Regions from separate parts of the Homo sapiens genome. Here all the other regions are linked to region 3. The links are chromatin contacts, found by Hi-C or POLR2A ChIA-PET in ENCODE. All regions are on one chromosome and are shown on one strand. Each heading gives the region's core, a stretch centred on a gene start or an enhancer-like site at or near the end of the contact. The rest is flanking DNA. Distances are from core to core; before and after follow the strand shown.

Region 1 (2,700 bases), core at 124-2,623, 2.2 Mb before region 3:
CTATAAGAAGCAAACTCTCACACCCACCTCAGTTATTAGAATATTCAACAACTGCACTTAATACAAAACAGATAGATTAGCTACCAATTAGACTAAGTATTCCAGCTGATCATCTTGGAATTACCAAAAGTAGATTATGTAATGCAAATCGCTCGTACATTCGTTTTAAACATATCCTCGGTTTAGAACACTGAAACCATGCCTTAATTTTTTTAATTGAAAAACAGCGTATTACTAAAATACTGAGTGCATATGTATATCCTTTTCACGGCACTTCAAAGAAACCTGACATCTTCAAATCATTTTACAATGTAAAGTTACATTCTCTAAAACTTCCGACAGCCTCGAAAAAGATACCCAAAGGGGCTTCAAATAGATGAGTCTATAATTGATCTTAGCGGGCAAATAACTGGAATGAACCTCAAAGTTTGAGATCAATTTTTACTAACACCATCTCTGAAAGCAAGAAGGAGACTTCTGTAGAAGGTAAACGATTCTGACCAGCAGGACGTGGGCTCCCGGCAAAAGTGGGTACTAGCATCTCAGCGTAAACGACACGGTTCAAAACGCGAATCTTCCCGCAGAAACTAACCAAGACACCCCCTCCCCCCACGACTCCTCCTGGGTAAGCTCACGGTTTTAGAAAGCAGCAACAGATACTCCAGAGCAGGAGGCGGCACTCCAGGAATGTGTGAAGCTGAAGGGGTCTCCCCGAGGAACCCCGAGGTCGAGGAGCTCCTCTACACTGGAACCCCGACTCCGACCCCCCAGAAGGAAGGAGCGATATCTGCACAAAGTGCCCCCTACCCCACCCCCACGATGCAGACACACATCCCTAGCTGCGAGGCGAAAGCCCAGAGAAAAAACTCGCATTCCACTCCGTCCGCCTCCGGAGTAGGGCTGCAGAGAGGCTGGGGCCCCCGCCCCCGGAGGCGAGGGGACCGCGCCGCAGCGCCGGCCTCCGCGCAGAGGAAAGGGCAGCGAAAGGCTCGCGGCGAAGGAAGGAATCCCGGCGCTTCGCTGACTGGGTCCTCCGCAAACCAGCTCCCTTCCCTCCCACGACCCTCGAAGACACGGGAACAATGAGAACCCGCTTCACCCGCCGTCTCCGCCGCGAGAGCGGCCGGGGGCGGCGGCGGCGCCATGTCCCTTCACACCCCCGCGGACACACACCCCCCCCACACTCCGGGGCCCCCGTCAGTCGCCTGCAACGCTGCCGAGTAGACGCGTGTCCCGGCCCGCTGCTTCCGCGTCCTTCGCCTCCCCGCCCGCCCCACTCACCGGCTCCTGCCCCAGCCCAGGGCTCCGCTGGCCGCGGCCGGAGCAAGACTCTGGTATCAGCTGCCGCGGACGCCGGCGCCGCCGCACAATATGGCGAGCCTCAGCTTCCGCAATGGAGCTCGGGAAATACAACAGGGGCCGCTCAATATTCATGAGAGACTGAGGGGAAGCCGGCTCGGCCGGCGCTGCGGGGAGGGCGGGAAGGAGCGAGCGAGCGAGGGGCGGAGGCGCGGGACGAGGACGTGCACGGCGCGGGGAGGCCCGCGGCGCGAGGGAGGGTGCGCCGCCGCGTGTTGGCCTGGAGAACCCGCGCCACCGCCCCGCCCTGGGCTGGCCGGCCACGCCCCCCCGGCGCCCACCGCGGTCCGACGTAGCCCCCGGGCAACGCCCGGATGACGGCGCAGCCACCTCGTGCTCAACCTTCTGCTTGGGTTCTTCTGCCCTGGCTTCGGCCCACCCTTTACACCTTCCTGGCCGGCTTCTGGGGTTTGGGCTCAGACTTCTTTCTCATGAGTTCGTCCTCTTAAACCTGTCCCACCCGGCGGAAATCCTCATCAGGCTTTGGTTTGCAGAACTTCACATGAACTTCGGCACCCTTCCGCTCTCGTACAACAAACATACACTTTTCATCCTTGCAGGATAAAACTGCAAGTGTAATTGCTCCTGGGAAAATGACCTTCCACTCTAAACTTAGCTTAACATTCTGATTGTGGTCATCAGCTCTTACTATTTACCTTGCTGCTGCTTTATTCCTACCTCCTTGGCCCCTTCCAGTGTTACCTTCTGAACTTGAGGATTTACGAAGTAATAGATTAATAGATGTAATCATTACCTAAAACACAGCCAGTTAGTCTCCAGTAAATTATCCGACATTTAATGCATATAAATTATGAGCTGAAGAAGTAACGAAGAATTGAAAGTTCCCTGATCTCTATATGTACTATTGTTGAGATGTCATGTTCTCTTGAGAAGATAACCAGCAATACCAGACCGTAAATCTGAAGGCATAGAGGCATAAACCAATGGACTGCAGTGGGAATTGGGCAAACTAGGTTCATAGCCTCCAATGTGTGTCTATGTGACTTACGTAGATTGCGTAGCTCCTCTGCACTTCATTTTCTTCGTCTGCGAGATGAGAGAATTGTATTGAATCCTAGGTCCTTTCCAGTTCTTTAACGCTCTGAAACTCTCTATAAGCAATTCCAAATAAATGACATGAATTTACATAGGAATTTGGAAAAGAAAAATATCAATTCCAGCTGGTGTGTTTGGGGATGATTTCCTGAGGAGCCGGGATTTAAGATGGCCTTTGACGCCTTGGATGGGTGGAAAGAAAAAGGACAGGTGTTAAATACAGCACATTATATATGCTACCTAACAATCCATCAAAGAAAACAAGCATTATTCTTTTTCAGTGGC
Region 2 (2,714 bases), core at 159-2,658, 2.3 Mb before region 3:
TCAGTTAACCATCTAGTCATTTAGAAATAAAAAATCATCATGAACGACAGTAAAAAAAAAAAAAAGAAATGAGAACAAGAATTATTGGATGATGCACAGATATAGTTAGCATTTCTGTAAGTTATAGTCAGTGTTATCCCATTTTTAATTGACTGTTGAGCCATGAGTCAACTACACATTCAGGAATACTAGATAAAAGCTGTACGGGACGATCAGTAAAAGGGATTTAGGACTATAACTCACAGAAGCTCCACAGGGATAATCTGTTCCCATTAAACTGGGGAGAGGTTAAACACACACACACACCCCTCCAGATATATACTTCTTAACTATAGGGGGAGGAGTTAATTTCCAGTTAGTGCTTCAAAGTGCCAAATAATCATGCTATCTCTTCCCCGGGGTTCTGAAACAAGTAGGAAACAAATAGACCAAGAAGATTGGCGTTTATCAACTTAATTAACTAAGAAAAGCTAACTGGAAGCGCGCGTCTTGTTCTTGAGACTAAATTGGGCTTCCCTCTCCTGCCCTGATGCCTAGAAGGTTCGGACCAAGCCCAAGCAGGGCAGCCAGAAAGTTCACGTTTTTCTCCTTTCTGTCCCAGTGGATTTATCGCGGGGGGACAGAAGAAAGAAACAAGAAAGGCTCGAATGTCAAGTAGGCACTAAGAGTGAAGGGGAGAGAAGTACGGGGGACAGGGGACTCGCTAGCATATGTTTTGGGGATCTGAAACGCATCAAAATTAAATGCCCCGAAGCTCTACCCACTCAGAGCTCTGGTTATTAAAAGCCTGAAAACAAAGCAAAATAGAGCAAAACAACTAATTTCTATCCACTGGCCACACCGCAGAACTGCTGATACTGGCAACATGAAGACTAAAGCAAAAATAAAAACAAAGGAAAAGAGTGTTCGGGTCACGGTGTAGGTGAGGGTGCGAAATGAAGAACAGACCCTAATTCCAAGTCAGCTGGATGGACAGGCAAGCTCGTCAGCTGCTAGTAAACCGCCGCGGGCCCGCGGGCTCCGCACGAACCGACCAGACCCCAACACCGGGCAAGGGGCAGCCCCGGAGGCAAGCCGGGCCAGAACCACACCCTCCACGGAGCTGGCTCGTCCCCGGACCCGCCCACAGAGTCGCCCCGCCCAGGTCCGTGTGACTCCTGAGTCCCCAGTCCGGCCGGCCGCCCGCCCGCCAGTATACTTGGGGCGGGGGACGAGGGGGAACCTGCCCAGCAAAACGTCAACGCACCCCGCAGTTCCTACCTTACCAGCGCCGGCGGCAGTGGCAACTCCGGAGCCCCAAGCCAAAGGAGAGGGACCCCCGCCTCCCAACACACACACACACCCCGCCCCACCAACTGTATGCCTGCTGGGAAACGTAGTTCTGCGCCCGCATCCGCACTACCTACTCACCGCCCCACAGCGCTCGCTTAGATTTGCATTTACTTCCTCCGAGGCTTGAACTCCGGCCCCGCCCCCAGACTGCGCAGTGTATCCTGGGTGCTGTAGTCTTTGTTCGGTTTGGTGGTTGGCCGGTGGGCCGGAGACGCACCGTAGAAACCGAACCCTCTTACCCAATTGGACGCCGTCCCCAGTACGCTTCTGCGCAGTTTGTGGTGGCGTCGTAACGCCTCGGGGAAAGGGAAGCGGACGGGCATCTGGAATCGCTGCCTCTGGCTTTCTGTTTTCTACTAACAGGATTTGGTCACTGGTTCTTCATCTTTTGTCTGTTGCACGCATCCCGCCCTCCCCACTTGCTTCCCCACTCCTTGGATCCAGCCCTGTGGGCATTCACGTCAGTTCTCTGACCCCGCCGTGAGCCCCGCTCCGGGTCCCCGGGCGGGCTTGGCACGGAGGCGGTAACTATGGAGAATATGGCGGAGGAGGAGCTGCTGCCCCTGGAGAAGGAGGAGGTGGAGGTGGCCCAGGTCCAGGTCCCGACCCCGGCCCGGGACTCGGCTGGGGTCCCAGCTCCGGCCCCGGATTCGGCTCTGGACTCGGCTCCGACTCCGGCCTCGGCTCCAGCCCCAGCCCCTGCCCTGGCCCAGGCTCCGGCCCTGTCCCCGTCCCTAGCCTCTGCCCCTGAGGAGGCTAAAAGCAGTAAGTGCAGAAGGCCCAGATCTTTCTGCTGCAGAAGAGAGAAAGTGCGCCTTGCTGGGAAGTAGGGGAGGCCCTTCACCGGGATGGTTTTTATGGGGCAAGGCAGGTTTAGGAAAATGGTGGGGAGGAAAGAGGGGCCCGTGTAGCGGCTAAAGCAGGGTTACAGAATGGGAGACGGCATCTTCATAAGCCTCGAGGATGTCACGGTGAGGGATATGCGGAGAGCAGGAATGCTGCAGATAGAAGGAAATAATGAGGTTAAGGGCTTTTTCTTAAAAGGGAGTCTTTTTAAGGTACAAAAATAGGAAGTTACACATAATTTGGTAGTTTCCCGCAGTCCAGTCTGCCATGGTTAACTAAGTTCTTTCAAATGTGACATAGTAACCGAGGCAACCTGTTTACGGTAGTAGATCCTAGCTGCCAACATTTCTAAACCATTACTGTCAACTAGCTTTTCTGCTTCGACAGCCACAAGGAGATGAGTTTTTCTCATTTCAGTTTTCTTTTCCCCCGCTAGCAGCTTGCCTCCGAAAAGATTTTGAGGCTGAGTAGTAGTTTAGGAAAGAGTCGACTAAATTTACGGATGTTTTCCCCCATACATAAATACCAATTGAGTT
Region 3 (2,721 bases), core at 138-2,637:
TCCAACTGTGGCACTAACTCACCCATTTGCATGCTAACTTGGCATCTCAGTCAAAACAGAATTTTAAATTTCCCCTCAAATCTGTTCCAACACCCTACCCCTACATTTCGGTTTCCATAAACGGTACGACATCCACCAAGTTACTCCTGGCACAAGTTGAGAGTCGTCCACTCCCTTAAGATTCTCCATAGCTATCCCTTGTAGAACCCTTAATGTGTGTCAAACAATATCCATAATAGATCATCTAAATGGAACTATTTTACTTAATCCTTAGTAACCTTGTACAGGTAAGATCACTATCCCTTTAGAGAAGGGGAAACTGAGACAAAGAATATCTTGCTTCAGGAAGACAGAGCTCCTAATTATAAGAGCAAGAATTCGGGCGGGCGCGGAGGCTCACGCCTGTAATCCCAGCACTTTGGTAGGCCAAGGCAGGCGGATCACGAGGTCGAGAGATCGAGACCATCCTGGCCAACATGATGAAACCCCGTCTCTACTAAAAATACAAAAATTAGCTGGGCGTGGTGGCGCGCGCCTGTAGTCCCAGCTACTCCGGAGGCTGAGGCAGGAGAATCACTTGAACCCGGGAGACCGACGTTGCTGTGAGCCGCCATCGCGCCACTGCACTCCAGTCTGGCGACAGAGCGAGACTCTTGCAAAAAAAAAAAAAAAAAAAAAGGCGCAAGAATTCCAGAAAACGTAGCCTGACTCCAGATCTACTACCTTCCACCACTACGCATTTCTGCTTCAAAATACGTCCCCTATCCATTCGTTTCTCCCCATCTCTCCTGCCACCACTACTGCACACCCGGGCTAGTGAAATATTGTCCTACACGGTTTTTGTTTCCACTCTTGCCACCCTAAAACCCATTCTCCTTTGAAGGCCTTCTCGCCACACTCCAGTCACATGGCCTGCTTTCAGCTCCCGCCCAGTTTCTGCCCTTAAGCGATAACTAATCCCTTCCGCTTCTGCAGGCTCTGCTTTTCCTTCGCGTTGGCCGAGGTTATCAGCTCAAAGCCTCCCTCCTTCGAGACGCCTTACCTCGCTATACTAGCCAAAGGCGCTCTCCCTTTACATTCTTCAATTTTTTTTCCTCTACCCACAAGGCCTGCACGACGGCGCCAGTTATTCGTGGCTTGAATGAATGAAGAGCCCTAGGCCAGTGGCGCCCCGGCGGCAACCACCACAGGCGAAGCACCCCCTTCCCTCAGCCGCCGCGGTGCCCCGGCGTACGCAGGCCAGAGGAGGAAGCGCGCTTTGCCTGCTAGAGGCAGCAGCGGGAAACGCTGGGCGGAGGAGAGGGGAGGGGGCCACAGGCTGCCCGGACGGCGCAAGCGCATCGCGGCGAGGCGCGCACGCAACCCGCAATCCGGGGACCCGCGGGCGGCTCGTCCCTTCCCCCACCCCCAGCCGCCGCCGCCGCCCGCGCTTCGCAACAAAGCCGGCTGCGGAGCCATGGTCCACGGCGCCCGCCCGCGACCCCGCCGCCCCGCATGGTAGCCGGAACGTCTCTCCCTTACCAGCCTTCGCTTCCTGGTGCCCAGCTCTTAGGACCGTGTGTGACTCTGGCCTTCTACCGAGACAACAGAGAAACGCACAGCAACTCGCATGGAGGAATCGGCGAAATGGCTCCGACCGCGGCGCTAGGGGGCGGGGCCAGCGAGCGTACGCATGCGCAGAGCGCGTGCCAGGGCGGGGGATGGCGAGGGCGCGCCAATGGAGGGGGCGGGGCTCAGCAACCTCGCGGCGCGGAAGGGTTTCGTTGCTAGGGAGATGGGCTGAGCCGGGCGGGCATCGCGCCAGACCTGCTACTCTGGATAATCCACTCTCCTGGATAATCCACTACCCTGGATAATCGGCTGCCCGCTTTTGCGCATGTTAGGGAGTTGACGGCCTGTAGCATTCTGATGCAGCAAAATATTTCGCAGGGTCTGTCATAGGGATCTCCGGTGAGAGGAGGTTCCCTTCGAAGGCAGAACTGGAAACCTTGCTGCTAACTTGGTAGGGTTGTTGAGATAATTACATGAGATGGCATATGAAGGGCGGCTTAGTTCAATACCTGGCATGTAGTAGGTGTTCAGTGGGCGTAGTTACCGGATTGATTCAGATAGTCTGAACGCCAGTGTCTCTTGAAAGAAATAAACTGGCCGGGCGTGGTGACTGTAATCCCAGCACTTTGGGAGGCCGAGGTGGGCGAATCACTTGGGGTCAGGAGTTTGAGACCAGCCTGGCCAGCGTGGTGAAACCCCGTTTCTACTAAAAAAAAAAAAAAAAATACAAAAATTAGCCGGGCATGGGGGCGGGCGCCTGCAATCCCAGCTGCTTGGGTGGCTGGGCGGGCTCCTGCAATCCCAGCTACTCGGGAGGCTGAGGCAGGAGAATCGCTTGAACCCCGGGGTCGGGGGCGGAGGCGGAGGTTGCAGTGGGCCGAGATCACGCCATTTTCTGGGCGAGAGAGCGAGACTCCGTCTCAAAAAAAAAAAAAAAAACCATGAAAGAAATAAGCTCAGTGAAGGCGGGCATTCTGCCTGGCTAACGCAGGTCGCTCCTTGCCGTGCCTGGAACATTACTGTAAGTGCTCAGCAAACTACTTTAAGGTAGGAATAAAATCTGCAAGGTTGCTTTTGTTTAAATTGGATAACCTTTTGTGTTCCAAGTCTTTGGAGTAATTTTGTGTTCCAAGTCTTTGGAATAATTGTGTCCTTAATTATTATACTAGT
Region 4 (2,700 bases), core at 35-2,534, 2.7 Mb after region 3:
GCCTGAAATGATAGGTGCTCCGTAAATATTAATTACTATTATTACCATATTTCCTCGACTCTAAGTCTTAAGTGTTTCAAAATTTTAGCATTTCTGTAATAGAGTTCACCTTCAAATCTTTATACATGTAGTGGTTTTTTCCTATCCTTCTACCCCTTGGGCTGTCATAAAATGAACAGTGTGTCTCACAGTTGATGGTGTCTTGGAATTCAGGAAATATAGTTTTGGTGCCCCAACCAGGGATTGGGAACATGGAGCAAGAGCCAAACACGCACCAAAGGCCTCTGGGTGCATGGGTTTAAAATATAAGGGTCTGAGCGGGGGAAGAGAGAGAAGGATGTGGCCCAGAAGCTAAGGAGCTGGAGGCGGCAGGTCAGGAGAGGCCCGGAACAGAGATAGGAAAACTGCCAGGTGGACATACCCACATCAAAGACAAAAATGAGAAAGGAAGTCTATGTACCACCTGGTCAACCAGTCGAGGGAGTGGAGAAAGGTGGCAGGGAGGCAAAATGGATGTCCGTTCCCTTTTCTCCCCAGCACTGACCCACAGCAGCTAGGGAACCTGGCAGGAAGATGACATGGGTCCCTGGACGAGAGGAAGAGGACTGCCACAAGGCTGGCCCAGGAAACGGTAAGGTGTCAGCGGACCATGCGGAGGAAGGAACAAAGGAGACCTCTCGCAGGGAAGGAGGCAGTAACCTGGCGGGGGACGAACCGGGCGAGCAGGGCAGGTCTGGGGGCCCAGGCCGCGGAGAGGGAAAGAAGCTCGGGATGAGGGCCAAGAGGAAAAGGCAAGGGAGCGGGAGGCAAAAATGGAGCTGAGAAACATGAAGGTGGTGGGCGTGGGATGCGCGGAGAGGAAGAGGTGGGCGGAGGTGACTGGAAGAGGGACGCGCTCCCGGAGTAGGAGGCTGCCCACCGGGCAGGTGGAGGGGTCCGGGCGGCGGGGCACGGGGGAGCGGGCCGCCCCCGCTTCTCACCTTTGACGTCTTCGGCCAGCGCCTTCCACGTCGGGGCGAAGGCGATGCAGTGGCCGCACCAGGAGGCGAAGAACTCCACGGCCCAGGCGCTGCGGGAGCCCAGCACCGCGCCGCGCACCGTGTCCGCCTGCAGCAGCGTCAGCGGGTCGGAAGGCGAATAGAGCGCCGACCGCGGGGCCGCGTTAGCGCCGGGAACCGCGAGCAGCCACAGCAGCAGCAGCAGCAGCGACGGCGGCGGCCCGGAGCCGCTGTTGCACCTCCTCATCCTCGGCGCTGCGCTCACCACCACACGCAAGCACCGGATGAGTCGGGTCCCGGCGCCGCGGCACCGCCTGCCTCCGCCCGCAAGGAGGAGCCACGTGGCCCCGCCCCTGAGCCCCCGCCCCCGAGCCCCCGCCCCCGAGGCCGGCCCAGCCACCCCGCCCCGCCGGCCGCTCCTGGGCGCGGGAGCGGGCGGGGCTGAGCTTGTTGCAGGGGCTGGCCCTGGCCGGGTGGTGAGCCATCCTTTCGCGGTCCGCCGAGGCCTCGGAGCAGCGCGACCCGGGTTCCCGCCTCAGGCCCCAGGAGGCGAGGTGTACAGTCCGGTAAAGGAATGGAGCGCCCGCCGAGCGGTCGCTGCGGGGGTAGCCTCGCGGAGGTTGTTTGGCCTCTCACGGCCCCCGTATCCAACGGAAGAGGAGTCCGTTGGAATAGACGACCCGGATTTCGGCTGTTGTAGGGCAGTTCCTGGGCTCCCGCGGAGCGATGAGACGTTGTGAATTAGATGTGAGAAGAGGGACGCTTGGTCTGCGACCACCAAGACCCCACAGGATCGATGCACCCACCCCTGCTGATGACCATGACCATCTAAAGGGGAACATCATTTGAGGGGCCCTACTCATGGATCAGAAGCCCCTCTTCACTGTGGGGTGTGCTGGGTTGGCGGGCAGTTGCCGTGGAATCAGTTTCCTCAGGACCCATATCTGACCACCCTCATAAGGTTGTCAGGGCGATTCCAACATTCGGGGTTCCCAGCAGCCCAGATCCCCCACATCCAGCTCTTCAGCCTACTCAGAGCTCTCCACGCTCACTCACATGTCCCTCTCGCAAGTAGCCCGATCAACTCACCTGGTGTCATGGGCACTAAGGTGTTAATGGATTTTCTCTGGTCACCTTTGCAGCTCCACTGTTTTGAGTGAGTTATTTTAAGGGGAGAAGGTGCTCCTCAGACGGTTGTCACAGTGATATTTTTCCTTTGTGACTGCCAGGTTAGCCCCTTTCACCTGTAAGAGCTTTGAGCCTAGATTTGTTATTCATTTATTCAAGTTTTACTGAGTGGTGTCATGCCAGGCACTTGTTTAGGTATAAGGATAAGGCAGTAAACAAAATATAGACTCTAGGGACGTGGAACTTACATTCCAGTGGGGGTAAAGAGATGATACATAAGTAAATGTAGATCAGATGGTGACCGATGTTATGAAGAAATGTAGACTGGGGTAAGAATAGAGTGGCAGAGGAGGTGCTATTTTACACACGAAGATCAGGGACAGGTCTACCCTTAATATTTGCAAGAACTGAGTCAGTAGTACAAATGGAGGCCCACATATCATGTCTACATATTTTAAAACTACAAATTAAACGGTGATGTAAAATTCCTATCCTTTTATCTTGACATGTATACCTTCATCATAATCTGGAAGGCCACATTTAAGTTTAGGATTCTTGGACCCTTCTGAGATAC

The links. Hi-C counts contacts between places; a loop is a spot of excess contacts on that map. ChIA-PET counts read pairs that join two places held with the same protein, here RNA polymerase II (POLR2A). Pooled maps may share reads with other maps.
Region 1: a loop to region 3 is called in a map of naive thymus-derived CD4-positive, alpha-beta T cell, with 15 times the contacts of the local background. The contact joins the promoter of RNF2 here to the promoter of DHX9-AS1 in region 3. A Hi-C loop is called at or near these places in 2 of 168 maps with a recorded cell type or tissue (both naive thymus-derived CD4-positive, alpha-beta T cell) and 9 of 50 pooled maps. POLR2A ChIA-PET finds 5 or more read pairs at or near these places in 1 of 52 experiments (activated B cell).
Region 2: a map of CD8-positive, alpha-beta T cell shows a loop between it and region 3 (10-fold over the local background). The contact joins the promoter of SWT1 here to the promoter of DHX9-AS1 in region 3. A Hi-C loop is called at or near these places in 3 of 168 maps with a recorded cell type or tissue (CD8-positive, alpha-beta T cell and naive thymus-derived CD4-positive, alpha-beta T cell) and 9 of 50 pooled maps.
Region 4: a map of ascending aorta shows a loop between it and region 3 (5-fold over the local background). The contact joins the promoter of QSOX1 here to the promoter of DHX9-AS1 in region 3. A Hi-C loop is called at or near these places in 2 of 168 maps with a recorded cell type or tissue (CD8-positive, alpha-beta T cell and ascending aorta) and 7 of 50 pooled maps.

Annotation. Positions count from the first base shown.
Region 1 is chr1:185,044,231-185,046,930 of GRCh38, reverse strand. RNF2 (ring finger protein 2) reads right to left here and starts at 1,373. Exons shown (of 7, transcript NM_007212.4): 1 at 1,282-1,373. RefSeq lists a silencer at 1,484-1,743.
Region 2 is chr1:185,155,861-185,158,574 of GRCh38, reverse strand. SWT1 (SWT1 RNA endoribonuclease homolog) reads right to left here and starts at 1,408. Exons shown (of 19, transcript NM_017673.7): 1 at 1,261-1,408. TRMT1L (tRNA methyltransferase 1L) reads left to right here and starts at 1,622. Exons shown (of 15, transcript NM_030934.5): 1 at 1,622-2,097. The coding sequence starts at 1,863. RefSeq lists silencers at 1,016-1,135, 1,876-2,125 and enhancers at 1,676-1,785, 1,629-2,534.
Region 3 is chr1:182,838,257-182,840,977 of GRCh38, reverse strand. DHX9-AS1 (DHX9 antisense RNA 1) reads left to right here and starts at 1,387. Exons shown (of 2, transcript NR_148933.1): 1 at 1,387-1,666. DHX9 (DExH-box helicase 9) reads right to left here and starts at 1,631. Exons shown (of 28, transcript NM_001357.5): 1 at 1,522-1,631. RefSeq lists a silencer at 1,312-1,741 and an enhancer at 1,165-2,006.
Region 4 is chr1:180,153,453-180,156,152 of GRCh38, reverse strand. It overlaps QSOX1 (quiescin sulfhydryl oxidase 1), which reads right to left and starts at 1,284. Exons shown (of 12, transcript NM_002826.5): 1 at 981-1,284. The coding sequence starts at 1,245. It overlaps LOC105371636 (a long non-coding RNA gene), which reads left to right and starts at 1,315. Exons shown (of 2, transcript XR_001738314.3): 1 at 1,315-2,154. RefSeq lists an enhancer at 1,010-1,109 and a silencer at 1,290-1,609.